Linked DNA regions of Homo sapiens: all the other regions are linked to region 1. The links are chromatin loops, found by intact Hi-C in ENCODE. Cell type or tissue: GM12878. All regions are shown on one strand.

Region 1 (2,500 bases):
GCCATTCTTGAGAATTGCCCTCAGCTGATGGGAGCCACCTCCACTGACTTATACTGAAGGAAGGCTCACTGGCTTCAAAGTGGGACAACTGTTTGATTAAATATATGCACCAGATCTCCCCTATGGGATTAGGCTGAGGCTAGGTGACCAACAGTTCTGGTTTTCCTAAAAGTGCCCCAGTTTTAGTACTAAAAATTTTGGGAAACCCTTTAGGCATAGGTAAAATGGGAGGGTTGATCACTCTAGAACTGACTCCATGTCCTTCTTATCAGCTTCTTCCCCTGCACTGTCCCACATCTCTCAGTTCTCTTCAGAACCTCCCCCACCCCCCATAAAGCATTTGCACAAGAAAACTGATCTCCAGCTCTGCATCTGAAAACCCTCACCTCAGACACCTGTTTACTCTGTGCCAGGGTCACTTTGAGGTGCTCAGCAAGACAGGCAAGGTTACCGCCATTAGAGAACTTACATTGTATTGATAAAATAGTTTTAGATAGATGCTCCATAAAGAAAAATAAACAAGTGAACCACATTAAGTAGAGTGGTCAGGGATGGACTTCTTGGGGAATAACAACTGAGCTTTGACCACAATGTTGAGAGGCATCCAGCCATGTGAAGACCTAGGGGAAGAGTGCTTCAGGCAGAGACAGCAGCAGAAGCAAAGGTCCTGGGGCCGAATGTGCCTTGTTTGCATTAGTGGGGAATCCTCCTTTTCCATTTCTGATGTTCCTTCATTGGTATAACTTCTGGCATCCCTCTATCCCCAAGTCTCTTTGCTTGAGAATAAGTGCAGAGACATCTGAGTGGTAAATTTAGGCAGAATAATTGTGAGAGAAGAGAGACCCCCTCTCATATTGTTTTATATTCAGTAAAAACAACAAGGAAGTAAAACCAAAGACAGGCAGCCCGGCGCCAGGCCTGAAACCAGGCCCGGGCCTGCCTGGCCTAAACCCAGTAGTTAAAAATCAACTTATGATTTAGAAGCTGATGTTATTCATAGATTCCAGACATTGTATAGAAGAACATTATGAAACTCCCTGCCGTGTTCTGTTTCTCTCTGACCACCGGTGCATGCAGCCCCTGTCACGTATCCCTTGCTTGCTCAAATCAATCACGACCTTTTCATGTGAAATCTTTAGTGTTGTGAGCCCTTAAAAGGGACAGAAATTGTGCACTCGGGGAGCTCGGATTTTAAGGCAGCAGCTTGCCGATGCTCCCAGTTGAATAAAGCCCTTCCTTCTACAACTCAGTGTCTGAGAGGTTTTATCTGCGGCTCATCCTGCTACAACTGTTCATGTTTAACTGATTTGCATCCTTTGTCTCAGGACCCAGCTCCATGCCCTAAGGGAGTAGCCTCTAGTTCTGCTTCTTCAGAGACAGCTCTGCCCTCTTAGGGAAGGAGAAGAAGGAGCCCTGCCCTGATATGCTGGTTTTGTCTACCCAACCATGAGATTTAGAACTAATAAGCTTTCTTGTCTGAATAAGCCTCAAGCAAGTCTTCCAAATCAGCCTCTGTAGGAATCAAGGTGATATTTTGACCTTTAGCTATCACTCCGTCATTTCATTTTGTCCTCAATTTGTTTATAACCTAGGTGGGCAAGGGTGTGCTGTTTCTCAGAGGCCATATTAACACTTAATTTACTTTATTGAAGATTATTCAAGGTGGTCGCTTAGACAAGAGAAATGGTCATAGTGAATCTCTCAGTTGAAAATGAGATAAATAAGGGAGCTATTTTTTAGAATAGTATCAACAAGTTTGCTTCCATTAAATCCAGGAAATTAAAATTGTAATAAATTCTGTTGTTAGTATAAGATATCTGAGCCTATATTAATGTTATCCGTTTTAATACACCCACTTTTCAATTATTCAATATATTTTCCACAACTTCAATGTTTCAGAAAAAAAAAATAACGATTAAAAACTACATTGGCAGGGCACAGTGGCTCACGTCTGTAATCCCAGAGAGACCGAGGCGGGCGGATCACCTGAGGTCAGGAGTTCGAGACCAGCCTGGCTAACATGGTGAACCCTGTCTCTAGTAAAACTACAAAAAATTAGCCGGGCGTGGTGGCAGGCATTTGTAATCCCAGCTACTCAGGAAACTGAGGCAGGAGAATCCCTTGAACTGGGGAGGTGGAGGTTGCAGTGAGCCAAGATTACATCATTGCACTCCACCCTGGACGACAAGAGCGAAACTCCATCTCAAAAAAATAAATAAATAAATAAAAAATTAAAACCTGAATATGGGTACATGTAATTCCCTTCACCTCAAGATCCACTGTGGCTACACAGAACACTGATCTGTATTTAAAATGTTGGTAGGTTGTCCATCATAGATATTTTTGCATTGATACTTATTTTTTTAATACTATATTAAATGTGATTTCTCTTGATTACTATGTTTTTGTGTCCCCTTAAATTTTGTGCCTGTGGTGAGTGCCTTACCAGGGCACGAAACTTAAGGTGGGAGGTGGGGTGAGGGAGAAAATGTAAAGTGAT
Region 2 (2,500 bases), 75 kb before region 1:
AACCCCGTCTCTACTAAAAAAATACAAAAATTAGCTGGGCATGGTGGTGCACACCTGTAGTCCCAGCTACTCAGGAGGCTGAGGCAGGAGAATTGCTTGAACCCAGGAGGTGGAGGTTGCAGTGAGTTGAGATCGCACCACTGCACTCCATCCTGGCGACAGAGAGAGACTCCGTCTCAAAAAAAAAAAAAAATAATAATATTTTTAGGCAAAAACTTAGATCCTTCAAGACCTAAAGCCACAGTGGTCCTCTTGCCTTCAAAATTCTTTCCTATCTTCCAATGTCATCTCCTGCTTCTCCCTCTCAATCTCTATGCCAGGGGTCAGCAAATTCTGTCTGCCACCTGGTTTTATAAATAAAGTTTTATTGTAGCACAGTCATACTTATTTGTTTACACATCGCATATGGCTGTTTTCATGCTTCAACAGTAGGGTTGGATAGCAGATACCATATGGCTTACAAGGCCATGAACATTTATAAACTTTCTTAACTCCTTCTCTAAGCTCTTACCAAATGTGTTTTTTGAACTTCTAGCCACAGCCCTTCTGAGAATCCTTTCCCCTAAAATACACTTCCTCCTAGCGTGCTGTATAGCTAATTTCTCCCTATCTTTCAGGTTAATTTTTTAACATCTCTATCTTTTCCAAATTACATCTTACGTGTCATTTGCCTCAAAGCCCTTGCCATAATTTATATTTTTAATTGATTGTTTTGCTTCTCATCTAGAATATGTTATCCTTAATTTTATTTCCAATCCCAGCTACATATTTAGCATATAGGCTGCTTATCAAATATATGTTGAATCAAGGCTAAGTACAGTGCAAGGACTCAATAAAGAGTTAGGGGTGAAAGCCTTGGATGATACAGTAGCTCTCCAATAAATATGTACTGAATGAAAGGAGGACAGAAAAAAGCAATAAGAGGAAAATTTGCTCCATGATAAATATAATAGCTGTGTCTTTATCTACGAATGTAAACATTTTCCCCAGACAATGGAGCATAAGAGCTTGGAGTCCCAGTTTCCTTTTCTGGCACTATCACTTGCTGTCTGACTCTAGACTGGCCTCTGAAGTCGTTCCTGTTTCAGAATTTACATCTATAAAAAGAGAAGTTTGAAATAGAAGATTCAAAGTCCCTATGATTTTTAATATTTGATGATTCAATAAAAACTCAACATGATTTTTATAGGCTAGTTTTTAAGCACAATGCAGTAGACAGTTCTTGTTCTTGGCTGTCCCATTTGTTTGAGACTTGATTTTCCTGTGGGGTACCATGTAAGTCCTGTGAGTTAACCTTATTATGCTCTAGCTCTGGCTGTGGGTACATGAAATACATTTGATTCATCAAAGGGTTCCATGACTTGAGCATATTAATTGGGTATTTTATGTGTTTAACACTCAAGATAGGCCAATGAGACTTAATTCTAGGACTTCAGATAAAATAATCAAAAAGAGAACTCACTTTCTGTTGGCATTATGAACTGTAAAATAATACAAATCTGTCGCTGCAGGAAGCCACCATGTGGAGAGAGCTGGGCGATGCAGGAGGCCAAAAAATAGAGTGGCTAAGTTAAGAGACAGCAAGGGAAACACATTATCTAAAAATCCTAAAATCCTCTGGAACCAGCCATCCCTGAAGCATAAAACACATTGGACTGTTAGTCATGATGAATTTAGTTTCTTTTACTTTAAGCCAGAGTCCTGGACAACACAATCAGATTATTTCTGCTTTCATGCACTCAAGGATGCATGATGTTTACATCTTTACTCCCTGTTCGTCTCTTCTCCTCCCATTCTCGTTGACAATTCCACATCTCTGACATCTGATCACCAGCAAAAGCTTCAACCAATGGAAGATATAAAACTGGACATAGAAAGAGATAGTTCCTCATTCTAAGAATTTGGATATTTATCAACGGTGATTATCTTGTGTAAATCATTAGAAATAATTGAGTTGCTAGGAAGAAACTTACTATCACTGTGCCACCAATGTCTCATGAAAATGAGATGGCTCTAGCTCCATTAGGTTTAAGCTGAGATAAAAAGTAGCCTAGGATGTTTACCTTTCTAACTTTAAAGAGACCCAGTGGAGAGAAATCAAATCACACTGTGATTATTGAACATTTCAAGCACTGGAAACCACAGGCTTGCTGAGCTCCGAATGTTCTGCGTTGAAAACTTATCAACACTTAACTAGTAGAAGTAGAGACTGACATACAATTAAATTTAGACTTCCTGGTCATGATATGGAAAAGCAGGGATCTCATGAGACCTTTCTTTGTATAGTTCAAATTTTACACATTTTTTCATCTCATAATTTTCTCATAATTTTCTGAGTTAAAGAATAATAACCTCATTATACAGATATGACACACATAAGGTTAAGTGGCTTGTAGAAGAGCAGCAATTCTTAATATCTTGTTAAATATTAAGAATATCATCTGAAGTTTAAAAATTAGATTAAGATTATGAAAAACTTGATAAAACCTGTGGATATTCT
Region 3 (2,500 bases), 130 kb before region 1:
ACTTCAGGACTCAGTTCCTCAATTTCTGGCATTGAGTTTACTTCACTAAAGGATCAAGGAAGGTTTTCTGGAGAATGCATAGAAATTGATTCCTAAACATAGATGCATCTGTGTTTTCCCTCATTGTACTGCAGAAATATAATAAATGGACAACTTTTTTTGCCTAGTGCTTAATTTCATATGCCAGTGTTTTTTATTTTCTTTTGCATTCTATTCTTTCAGTGCCTTTTAAAATTTTGACAATGAGTGTATGCTAGCTTAATGACCAAGAGAATAGGCTCTATATGTCATGTGTGTGTGCTTATGGGTTGTGTGTATATGTGCATGTGTGTGGGTGTGTGTACTCTCCAGAATACTTATTTATATGTACACATATATGTTTTATTTATATTAATCTCCTGCTACCTGTCACTTTTTCTCTCTCATTTACCTATCATCTGTCTCTCTTATCTATCATCTATCTCTCTTATCTATCTATCTATCTGTGAGCTGCAGAAGATCAACATACACACATACACATGAGCAGACACTCTTTATGTTTGCTGTGCTAGAGTCTATATTTGTGGCCACTGTTGTTGGTTACAAAATTGGTATGTATTTCCTTATAATCCTAAGTAAAATCTCTTGAGTTTGGGGGGTTTTGTTTTTGCTTTTTGTTTGTTTGCATGTTTGCATGTTCTTTGAAAGAACACTTCTTTGTGTTCTAAGGATATTTTTTAAAAATTCAATTATTTCTGAAACGCTGGTTGGGGAATACTACTGGGTAATTAATAACAACATGTACATAGACAAACACTGGAATCTAATTTATTCAGTAATGTGACTTGAAATTGGTAGCTAATTTTGACTACATTAGGTGCACTTCTGTATTCACAATTCTAACCCGAAAACTTAGTTGGAAGGCATTACATTTTTATTAATTCAAGAAAACAAGCTTTGCATTTGTCTTCTTACTAGCTGAAACACCGGGCACAGTGGCTCACACCTATAATCCCAGCACTTTGGGAGGCTGAGGCAGGCGGAACACGAGGTCAGGAGTTCGAGAACAGCCTGGCCAACATGGTGAAACCCCATCTCTACTAAAAATACGAAAATTACCTGGGCATGATGGTGAGGGAAGAGAGAGACCCTCTCATATGGTTTTATATTGTTTTATGCTCAGTACCTGTTTTAAGAAAAAAAAAAAAAAAAACAAGGAAGTGAAATCAAAGACAGGCAGCCCAGTGCCAGGGCCAAAACCAGGCCTGGGCCTGCCTGGCCTAAACCTAGTGGTTAAAAATCAACTCATAACTTAGAAACTGGTGTTATTCATAGATTCCAGACATTGTATAGAAGAACATTGTGAAACTCCCTGCCCTGTTCTGTTTCACTCTGACCACCGGTGCATGCAGCCCCTGTCACGTACCCACTGCTTGCTCAAATCAATCACGACCCTTTCATGTGAAATCTTTAGTGTTGTGAGCTCTTAAAAGGAACAGAAATTGTACACTCAGGTAGCTCGGATTTTAAGGCAGTAGCTTGCCCATGCTCCCAGCTGAATAAAGCCCTTCCTTCTACAACTCCATGTCTGAGAGGATTTGTCTGCCACTCATCCTGCTACAATGGCACCTGCCTGTAATCCCAGCTACTCAGGAGGCTGAGGCAGGAGAATTGCTTGAACCTGGGAGGTGGAGGTTACAGCGAGCTGAGATCACGCCACTGCACTCCAGCCTGGGTGGCAGAGTGAGACTCCATCTCAAAAAAAAAAAAAAAAAAAAAAAAATTAAAAAAATAAAGTTCCCAAACTATGGAGTCACTCTATGTTGTTTTTTTTTTCCTTGAAAAATAAACCGAAAAGTTCAGAAACAACAACAACAAAAAATGATGGGAAGGCAAATTGTAACCTTGAGCTCTATGTATTAAAACTACATTTGACATTTTGTCTTAGTCTATGAAGATAAAGTGGAGGTAGTATTCATTCCATTAGTTGAAGGTTTCTCGGCTTCCACAGCTCTCTGTTTAAACAATCAAAAATGTATTTAGATGTTGTCAAATGTCTCATGAATAGGAGCATAAGATCACTTTCAGCTGAGAACCACAGAGTTAGCCCATCAGTCAGTCTCTAAACATTTTGAGATCTTACTTTGCATCCATCATTGTACTGAGTGCAGAAGACAGAGCAAATAAAATGCAGCCTTGGCTTCAAGAAGCTCGACTTCTAGAGACATGAAAAACAATCAAAGAATGAGTGTGGCATTGTGTTTGCATCATTAAAGAATCACGGAAGGTTTTCTAGAGAATGCAAATGAATTGAGTCCTGAAGTATGACTAATATTTAACTTGTATACTCATCTTCATAAAGCCATCTAAAGGAGTGTAGAAAGGCAAGGTTCAATGAATGATCGAGGTGTGTTAGGAGAACAGGGCGCTGAATGTTAAAATGGAGCAAGCCATGTTGGAAATTGAGATTGGACAATTTCATTCACAAAGAAATTACTCTAAAACCAATAGTAAGTGCATA

The links. Peaks named below come from ENCODE experiments on the same cell type or tissue, not always from the same donor. Only the 100,000 strongest peaks of a DNase experiment are listed, where the experiment ranks them.
Region 2: a loop joins it to region 1, with 5 times the contacts of the local background. A loop is called at or near these places in 1 of 110 quality-filtered maps.
Region 3: a loop joins it to region 1, with 6 times the contacts of the local background. A loop is called at or near these places in 1 of 110 quality-filtered maps.

What each region holds. Positions count from the first base shown.
Region 1 is chr20:54,982,442-54,984,941 of GRCh38, reverse strand. No RefSeq gene overlaps it. Among named protein-coding and RNA genes, the nearest start is that of LINC01440, 440 kb to the left of the region's middle. In GM12878, no CTCF peak of the experiment used is centred here; a DNase peak (open chromatin) is centred at 1,361.
Region 2 is chr20:55,057,015-55,059,514 of GRCh38, reverse strand. No RefSeq gene overlaps it. Among named protein-coding and RNA genes, the nearest start is that of LINC01440, 360 kb to the left of the region's middle. In GM12878, a CTCF peak has its summit at 1,529; no DNase peak of the experiment used is centred here.
Region 3 is chr20:55,116,579-55,119,078 of GRCh38, reverse strand. No RefSeq gene overlaps it. Among named protein-coding and RNA genes, the nearest start is that of LINC01440, 310 kb to the left of the region's middle. In GM12878, no CTCF peak of the experiment used is centred here; DNase peaks (open chromatin) are centred at 1,248, 1,508 and 2,188.